Linked DNA regions of Homo sapiens: region 2 is linked to region 1. The links are chromatin loops, found by intact Hi-C in ENCODE. Cell type or tissue: sigmoid colon. All regions are shown on one strand. Region 1 has its middle 39 kb from the start of SOD2. Region 2 overlaps FNDC1 (fibronectin type III domain containing 1).

Evidence for each region. Hi-C counts contacts between places; a loop is a spot of excess contacts. Peaks named below come from ENCODE experiments on the same cell type or tissue, not always from the same donor. Only the 100,000 strongest peaks of a DNase experiment are listed, where the experiment ranks them.
Region 2: it touches region 1 in a loop (8-fold over the local background); 93 of 110 quality-filtered maps call a loop at or near these places.

What each region holds. Positions count from the first base shown.
Region 1 is chr6:159,652,065-159,657,064 of GRCh38, forward strand. No RefSeq gene overlaps it. Among named protein-coding and RNA genes, the nearest start is that of SOD2, 39 kb to the right of the region's middle. In sigmoid colon, a CTCF peak has its summit at 2,674 (motif pointing left); no DNase peak of the experiment used is centred here.
Region 2 is chr6:159,171,551-159,176,550 of GRCh38, forward strand. The region is part of intron 1 of FNDC1 (fibronectin type III domain containing 1); the gene reads left to right. Among named protein-coding and RNA genes, the nearest start is that of FNDC1-AS1, 4.0 kb to the left of the region's middle. RefSeq lists an enhancer at 2,767-3,061. In sigmoid colon, CTCF peaks have their summits at 2,866 (motif pointing right) and 3,072; a DNase peak (open chromatin) is centred at 2,911; H3K27me3 peaks cover 3,269 bases.

The sequences.
Region 1 (5,000 bases):
CATATGTATATCTATACATGTATGTATGTATACATATGTATATCTATACATGTATGTATACATATGTATATCTATACATGTATGTATACATATGTATATCTATACATGTATGTATACATATGTATATCTATACATGTATGTATACATATGTATATCTATACATGTATGTATACATATGTATATCTATACATGTATGTATACATATGTATATCTATACATGTATGTATACATATGTATATCTATACATGTATGTATACATATGTATATCTATACATGTATGTATACATATGTATATCTATACATGTATGTATACATATGTATATCTATACATGTATGTATGTATACATATGTATATCTATACATGTATGTATGTATGTATACATATGTATATCTATACATGTATGTATGTATGTATACATATGTATATCTATACATATATGTATATCTATATATCTATACATATGTATAGATATACATATATGTATATCTATATATCTATACATATGTATATCTATATATCTATACATATGTATATCTATACATATATGTATATCTATATATCTATACATATGTATAGATATACATATATGTATATCTATATATGTATACATATATGTATATCTATATATGTATACATATGTATATCTATATATGTATACATATGTATATCTATACATATATGTATATCTATATATGTATACATATGTATATCTATATATGTATACATATGTATATCTATACATGTATACATGTATATCTATACATATATGTATATCTATACATGTATACATGTATATCTATACATATATGTATATCTATATATGTATACATATGTATATCTATACATATATGTATATCTATATATGTATACATATGTATATCTATACATATATGTATATCTATATATGTATACATATGTATATCTATACATATATGTATATCTATATATGTATACATATGTATATCTATACATATATGTATATCTATATATGTATACATATGTATATCTATACATATATGTATATCTATATATGTATACATATGTATATCTATACATATATGTATATCTATATATGTATACATATGTATATCTATACATATATGTATATATGTATACATATGTATATCTATACATATATCTATATATGTATACATATGTATATCTATACATATATGTATATGTATATATGTATACATATGTATATCTATACATATATGTATATATTTTGTATATGTATACGTACATATAAAAATATCTGTAAGTATGTGTGTATATGTATATATGTATAGCTATACATATATATCTATATAGGTATTTAGCTCTGCCCATCAAAAAGACCCACAAGCAATGATACTCTAACAGCAAGGAGCTCACTCGAAACCACTCTACACAAAAAGACCCAGGGCTCTGAGGAGAAATGGCTGCTTTGGGATCAGAGGAAATACAATTTGAACTTTGAACATGTTGTACCAGAAATTATTGATGGGCATATCAAAAGGTCATAAAAGACATCTCGAAGTACTTTCCACTGACTAAATCTGAAACAATTTGAGCATCAAAATAACCTATTGAAAGAAATAAAAATTCGTCAGTCTATAAATAAATAAATAAATAAATAATTTGAAAGTTTGATAATAAACATGATACATAGTCTCAAAGTAACTCCTCACAAAAGTCCTATTAGCTACAAAGGGAAAGAGAATCTGTTTCCAATGGAGAAGGCTGGCAGACACGAGGAGAATCAAGTGATCAAAGTTAACATCACTGATAATGAGACAAATCAACACGGTGTGCCATCTGATGGTATGCAATAAGATGTCTGCCAAATATGCGTAACTTGAATCTGATATTACAAAATTTAGACAATCCCAAATTGAGGGATATGCTACAAAATAATGCGTGTAATCTCAAAAGTATCAAGGTAATGGAAGACAAGGAAAGACTATGGAGCCAGTCCAGTTTGAAGGATGGTAGGAGATATGATAAGTAAATACTCGGGGTGATTGTGGACTGGGTTTTGCTACAAAGAGCACTACTGGAACAATTGGTGAATGGTATCTGAATGGCATCTGAGGATTACAAGATGGTAAGGTATCAGCGTAAATTTCCTGATTTTGATGGCCATATGGTGGCTATGGAGGAGAATGGCCTTGTTTGCTGGAAATGCACATAAAGTATTAAGCGGTGATGGGACGTCACGTCAGCAACTTACACCCCAGTGACTCTGGAAAAACTAAGGTTCTTGTACTATAATTGCAACTTTTATGTAAATTTTAGATTGTCTCAGAATAAAAATAATTTAAAAGTTTGATAATGAAAATAAAGTAAAAGATTATCAGTTCTCAGTGAACAACAACAAAAAAGTTCTGGGTAGAGCTCCTGTAATCTCTAGGGATTACACCTGTAATCCCAGGTACTCAGAAAGCTAAAGCAGGGGGATCTCTTTAGCCCAAGAGTTCAAGACCAGCCTGGGCAACACAGTGAGACTCTGTTTTATCTAAACAAACAAACAAACAAACAAACAAACAAAACAAAACAAAACAAAAACTTCTGGGTAATATGTGTCTTAGCAGAACTCCTTTAAGACTGTTCCAACACCCTGAACCCACTCTGCTTTTAGGTAAATCCTATAACGTGAAAGGCAGAAAAGTGTAGAAATACTGCCACCTACCGGTTATGGAACAAATATATTTAAGTTAATAGAAAAAAAGAATTCTGAGATTTACTTGGTTGATGGAAAATGGAGCTTTTAAGGGACATTAACCTTAGAAGTTGTTGGAGAGCAATGGAAACAGAGGTCTTTTAACCTTGAGGCATGCCTAGGAATTCAATCTGAAACTCAGAGCAGATGGCAGATGGTTTTTTGATTTTCAGATGAGCCCCAGGGCATACTCTAGAATGGGGAGTTTAAAGAGAAGAGGTTCATCTAGAGGGTATAATAAAGACAAAATAATTTTTCACTCCCCACCCCAACCTCAACAGCCTTGGCAAAGATGAATTCCCTAGAAAAGAGAAGAAATGGGAGTAGGGTACCAGGCCAGGACTCAAGGAGGGAGAAGACTGCTAGCAAGGCCTAAGCTAACTCGTGGGGCAACATTGTAAGACCCAGAAGAGGAAGAATATCCTCTTCCTCCGAGCAGGTGCAGCTCCACGGGAGAAGTTTCTGACCTTACCTGGAACTGAGTCAATTTAGAGAGCTGAGTGAATTACAGGGGTAGAAGAAGCAGCGGAAAGGCGCTGGGAGCTCACTGGCCCCCAAGCAGGCCATTCCTGCCTGGCACCACCAGGCACCTTCGGGAGGGTGGCCAGAGGCATGGTGGAGGTGGGGGAAGGATGCCACGGGGAGAAGGAAGTCTCCAGCTGAACTTTGTAACAATTTGAACTGGGTGAGAAGCCTCCTGCCCAGAACTCGGGGGAGGGTGCGAATCTGGTGTGCAGACTCCACAGGCAAGGAAAGAACCAAACCCTTTTCTTTCACAGCTGGGAGGTGGGTAGCCTGGGGCAAGTTCTGAAGCCCTGCTGGGGCTGTTGGCAGGGGCACTGTGGGAGTGAAACCAGCTCTTCGGATTGCATGGGAGCTGGGTGAGGCCTATGACTCCCGGCTTTCCCCCGCTTCCCTGACAACCTGCATGACTCTGCAGAGGCAGCCATAATCCTCCTAAGAACACAACTCCATTGACCTGGGAACCTAACTCCCAACCCCCACAGCAGCAGCAGCAAGACCTGCCCAAGGAGAGTAAGCTCAGACACTCCTAGCCCTGCCCCCACCTGATGGGCCTTCCCTACCTACCCTGGTAACTGAAGACAAAGGGCATATGCTCTGAGGAGTTCTAGGGTCCCGCCCACCGCCAGTTCCTCTCCATACTACCACCGCTGACGCTCTCTAGAAAGAGCTACCTCCAGCAGGAGACCAACCAGCACAAAAATAGAACATTAAACCACCAAAGCTAAGAACCCTCACAGAGTCCATTTCAGCCCCCTGCCACCTCCACTGGAACAGGTGCTGGTATCCACAGCTGAGAGACCCATAGATGGTTCACATCACAGGACTCTGCAGACAACCCCCAATACCAGCCGGAATCTGGCTAGACCCAGAAGAGAGATAAAAATTACTGTAGCTCAGCTCACAGCAAGCCACATCCATAGGAAAAGAGGGAGAGTACTACATTAAGGGAATACCCCATGGGACAAAAGAATCTGAACAACAGCCTTCAGCCCTAGACCTTCCCTCTGACAGAACCTACCCAAATGAGAAGGAACCAGAAAACCAATTCTGGTAATATGACAAAACAAGGCTCTTTAACACCCCCAAAAAATCACACTAGCTCACTAGCAATGGATCCAAACCAAGAAGAAATCCATGATTTACCTGAAAAAGAATTCAGGAGGTTAGTTATTAAGCTAATCAGGAAAGCACCACAGAAAGGTGAAGCCCAATGCATGGAAACCAAAAAAACACAATACAAGAAGTGAAGGGAGAAATATTTAAGGAAATAGATAGCTTCAAGAAAAAACAATCAAAAATTCAGTAAACACTGGACACATTTATAGAAATGCAATATGCTCTGGAAAATCTTAGCAATAGAATTGAACAAGTAGAAGAAAGAAAATCAGATCTCAAAGACAAGGTTGTTGAATTAACCCAATTCAACAAAGACAAAGAAAAAAGAATAAGAAAATATGAACAAAGCTTCCACAAATTCTGGGATTAAGTTAAATGACCAAACCTAAGATTAATTGGTATTCCTGAGGAAGAAGAGAAATCTGAAAGTTTGGAAAATATATTTGGGGGAGTAATCAAGGAAAACTGGCCTTGCTAGAGACGTAGACATCCAAATACAAGAAGCACAAAGAACACCTGGGAAATTTATCGTAAAAAGATCATCACCTAGGCACTTTGCCATCAGGTTATCTAAAGTTAAGATGAAGGAAAGAATCTTAACTGCTGTGAGACAAAAGCACCAGGTAACCTATAAAGGAAAACGTATCAGATTAACAG
Region 2 (5,000 bases), 480 kb before region 1:
TACCCACGGCCACATAATAGTGGCTCCGAGGGACTTTGCTTAAAGCAGGACACACTGAAGATCTGGATAAGCCCTTCAGTGTAGGGTCAATTAAACATAAAACAAAATAAGCAAGCAGTGTCCCCTCCTCCACTCATATTCATCCCTACAATAGGATACTATGCAAACATTAAAATTATGATGGCCTTGCCAGTCTGGTATGATACATTTTTCTAAACACATGTGGATGTACTCACACATGCACATATTTGCAGTGGGTATCTTAGGATGGTTAGGGATGATTTTTATTTTCTTCTTTAAAGAAGCTTTTAGGGAATTTTCCATGTCAAAACTATTTTCAAAGTAATACTAAGATTACTAAGATGCTATTTTCCTTTTTCACAGTTGACATTTGCACTGAGGGTGCAAAAGCTTGATGGGTAAACTGCGGGTGTCTTACTGAGAATCAAGGCAGGGACATCACCATGCACTAGTAGTCTTTGAATTTTGGGGGGACTTTGCAGTTAAAAAAAATTTGCCAGTTTCATTAAGAATGTTCTTGATGCCACAGTAAAATTATTAATTTTACCAAATCTTTGTATCTTTGAGTGTATGTCTTTTTAATAGTGTAAATAAATGGGAAGGACACATAAGTTACTACTGCTGATGACCAAGTTCAGTGGCAACCCCAGGGGGAAGCACTGGTGTGATTGTTTGTGTTATGCATTAAGCTAGCTGGTTTTTTAAAATGGAATGTGGTATTTACCACAAAGAATGACAACAGACAAACTAGAGCTATTCTGACTTGGGTATTTGGCCGATGTTTTCTCAAAAATGAACAAAGGGAACTTGCTACTTCTAGTAAAATAACTGCTATTATTGCTTGCCAATGATAACATTTCAGCTTTCAAGTGAAAATCAGAATTTTGCCAAGTTGTTTCCACCACTGTAAGCTTGAAAGTTTCCCAATATTTAAATTTTTTTCTAGTGAGATCAATGGTGATATAAATGAATGTGATTTGTAAATGTCATCTCATAAAATGTGTCAACATTTGGATGATCTGCATAACCAAATAAACCAATAGATCCAAATGACCAGTGTATAGCCTTACAACAATCTTGCATGGGTAAAAGGTCTGTTCAAAGTGCATGATAGCCCAATGGATTTTTAATGTAACAAAATATGAAAAATTCTTCATATGATTTCAGATTCTAAGAATTGGCTACTTGATGAATTTTGGTGTAATATCAAAGATTTTTCAAAATTATCCAAAAAGGCTATTGAAATAGTTGTCCAGCTACACATCTGTGTGAGGCTGGGTTTTCTCCAAGCAAAACGACATATTGCAATAGATTGAATGCATAAGCAGATCGGAGATATTCTATTAAAAAGATTTGCCAAAATGTAGAAACAAAGCTGCTCTTCTCACTCATTTCTCTTTGTTTTGGGAAACAGTTACTTTTCATATAAATATATTTGTATGTCAACATGTAATGGTTTATTATTGTTTTTTAAAATAAATAAGTACATATTTTCGTTTTAATTCCCAGTAAAGTCAATAAGGATAGATAAAACTCACAGAAACATAACCTCCTTGGCATCCTCGTAAATTTAAGAATAGAAGATAATTCAGACACCAAAATGTTTGAGACACACTGGTATATACGGAGGGAAGTAGGTTAAAAATCAGGATGCCTGGGTGTGAGTGGCAGTGCTGTCCTGCACCTCTGGGGGCCTTGGGCTAGTCTCCGCGCTTCAGAATAGGTCAATTGAAGGAGGCTCCTTCCATCTCTGGAAGCCTTTAGAAGCTCGCCTGTGGCTCAACCTGCATGTGGCTTTATGGGGTTTCCCTGTTACTTCAGTCCTCTTTGAGAGAACGTGGTGAGACCCTCTCTCCTTTTTTGTGCACTGGCACCCGCCAATGGCAGATGGAAGAGCTGTTTTGTTCATCAACTGATCATGAAATTTATTCCTGTGGAATCAGAGGTTGTAATAGGATTGCAGAGTGACAATTTGCACCCCTGGAAAGTTATCACCAGACAGTTCCAGAGCATGATGAATATACTCTACCAAGACCATTCACATCATACTTAAGTTCTAAAGGCCCGTTCCCTGAAAACAGGAGGGGAAGGAGAGTGTATTCATTTCCTATTGCTATAACAAATTGCCACACACTTAATGACTTGAAACAATACAAATTTATGATCTTTATTATAGTTATAGAGATCAGAAGTCTGAAATGTGCGGTACTGGGCAAAAATCAAGGCCTGCATTGAAACTTTAAGGGAGAATCTATTTCCATGCTCTTTTTACCTTCTAGAGGTGCCCACATCCTTGGTTCTCGGGATTAGGACAAGGACATCTTTGGGGGATCATTATTCTTCCTACCTCAAGGGATGAGGGGGGCAGGGAGCCTGGAAGCAAACATTTCGGGAGAGGCTCCATCACCCTTGGCTGATTAAGGAGCAGACCTCTTTTCATTGGCCCCCCATGGAACTTAGGGATTTCTTGAGTTATAATTAAACTGTTATCAGAAGCTATTATTTCAGTTAAAAAATAGAGGTATTTAAAGGTATAAAAGTAAAGGAGAGAAAGGACTATGTATGTGTATGTATTTACTTGTAACTGCACAGAACGTTTCTGTTAGAATACCCATGAAACTACAAACTTTGGTGCCTTTGGGATGGAGAGCTGGGTCGCTGGGGGACAGTGGTGGATACTGTTTCATCCATCTCTTTTACCAACTTTTGTAGATGTATGTTAGAACATTTGGAATCAGGGAGGTATGTGAATTGGTTATTCACATTCGTGAGCACCCCGTTTTCCTCCCTCCTAAAAGTTATCCTTGCTTATGAAAAACCTGCGTCTTCCTCCCTCGGCCCGGCCTGGGCAGCGCTTGCGCTCTGAGGCCCTTAGAGGGCGCTCCTGGACTTCTGGAGCCGAAGCCACCACCCGCAGGCCCTTCCGTGCAGCCCTAGTTGGACTTAGCTGTCGCTGCGGCTTTATAGAGATAAGAAAATTAGGACAAACATCCAGTTATCTGCCTTGTTTCTCCCTTAGTGCTTGCCTTTTGGCAATTTTTCTACTCATTGGCGCTTTCTTCATATATTAAATGGGAAAGGACAGATCACTAATTAAGAGTCGAAATGGCTGCGTGTTAGCAAATTCAAATAAGCACTGATGAGAAAGGAAATTGCCTAGACCTGCAGCTGGGGTCAGAAGCCCGCTGGCTGTTGGGGTGCCGCTGGTGCCTCTGCAGGCCTCCACCAAAGATGCAGCAGCTGGAAGATGGGGTGAGAGCAAGGGATGTCTCAGGGGTACCAGCCTCAGGAACTGCCTCCTTGGCCCTGATGGGTCCCGTCTCAGCCTCTCCCTTCCACCACCAATGTTAATTTTTGTATCCAGAGAGGATAATATTACAATTATAATGTCAAATTATTATAATTATATACTATGTATTCTAATTATTATAATAATGCTACACTTGTAGCAAAATAACTTGAGAGGTGTTCATGTTAATTACAAAGTAGATGCTGCTCACATTTTTTTTACCGCAGTCTCCTACATGTGGACGAAATGATTTAATTATGGCATCCTTATAATCTATAAAGTACAATCTACATAATTCTATTTTCAGTTTTATGAGGAATTCCTAGGTGTACATTTTTACTTCCTTTTAATAATAACTGGCAGTTTAAAGTGTTACGGAGTTCACCATTTCTCTCTGTTATTTAATTTAATTTTCACAGTGACCTTACGAAGTCAGTAACATCCTCATCTTGCTACTGGGGCAGCTGAGGTCAGAGAGGTTAACTGGTTTTCCCTAAGTCTGTAATCTAATACTCAGTCTTTGCGGTCCAGATCCCACACTCTCCCTGCAGACACCCCTGTTCTGGTTGGTTTGAGCTTTTACTGTATCTCCTTGTTTTCTTCTCTAGGCTGGATGTGAGTGCCAACACTCACATCTTTGATCTGCTCAGAATGCCTTCCTGAGTTTACTTCTGTAACATTGCTGTCGGCTGTTGAAAAATGATTATGTGAGGTACTGAAATGTGTTGAACTCCAACAAGGCTAAACTTAAGACAAAGTGGCAGTGAATGTAGCCTCTGTTACAAGATGGATTTGGCCTGTGGATGTGAGCAGGGTCCTCACTGTGGGGAAGCCCCCTTTCCTTGGTGGTCCTGTTAAGCTCGCCTGTTGGCATCTTAGAGCCGGTGCTCGGTGTCTAACCTGTTACCCAAACTCTTTGCTACTCTCTGTGAGTGCTTGATCTTTACCGTGGAAATCACAACTTTGAACCTTTGAGACTGTATTTAACCAGAAGGCTCCCGGAAGTGCTACCACCTTGTGCTAAGACACTCAGTTTTGTTTACTGGACCATTTAAGTCAAGGAAAAATGCTGAGAAACATTAGTGGCTAATCTATATGGTTGACAAGTCCCTACATCTCACAGAGGTGGTGAGGCTGATGCTCACAGCGTTAAAGTGTCTTGAACTTCTCAGGAGAAATGTGCCATTTAAATGCTGGGCTCTGCTATTTAGGGACTGTTTTATGGTGTCACGTCCCTTCATCTGGTTTATTAGGTCCTAATTGAGCCACCAATTTGGCTGTGTGACCTTGGGTGGGTCATAACTCTTCAGGCCTCAGTTTTCTCATCAGCAAAGCAAGGGGATTGACCTAGATATTGTGAAGGGCCCCCCAGCTCTAACTTTGTGTGAGTCTCCATTTGAAGGAGGTCCATTCATTCATTCATTCATCCATTCAGCAAGGGTTACTGGGAGTCAGACAAAGACACAAAGTCAGATGAACATAGTGCCTGCTGTCAGAGGACACACAGGCAAGGAGGGCTGGATGAGGATAATACAGACAGGTGATACGTGCTAGGACAGAGGTAGCACAGGTGTTTTGAGGGTGAATTGACTGGGAGGTCAAGGCCAGCTATATTTGAGCCCTTTTGAGAAGGACATAGGCATTAGTTGGAGAAAGATGCTGAGGAAGGACATCTCTGGTCGAGGAACAG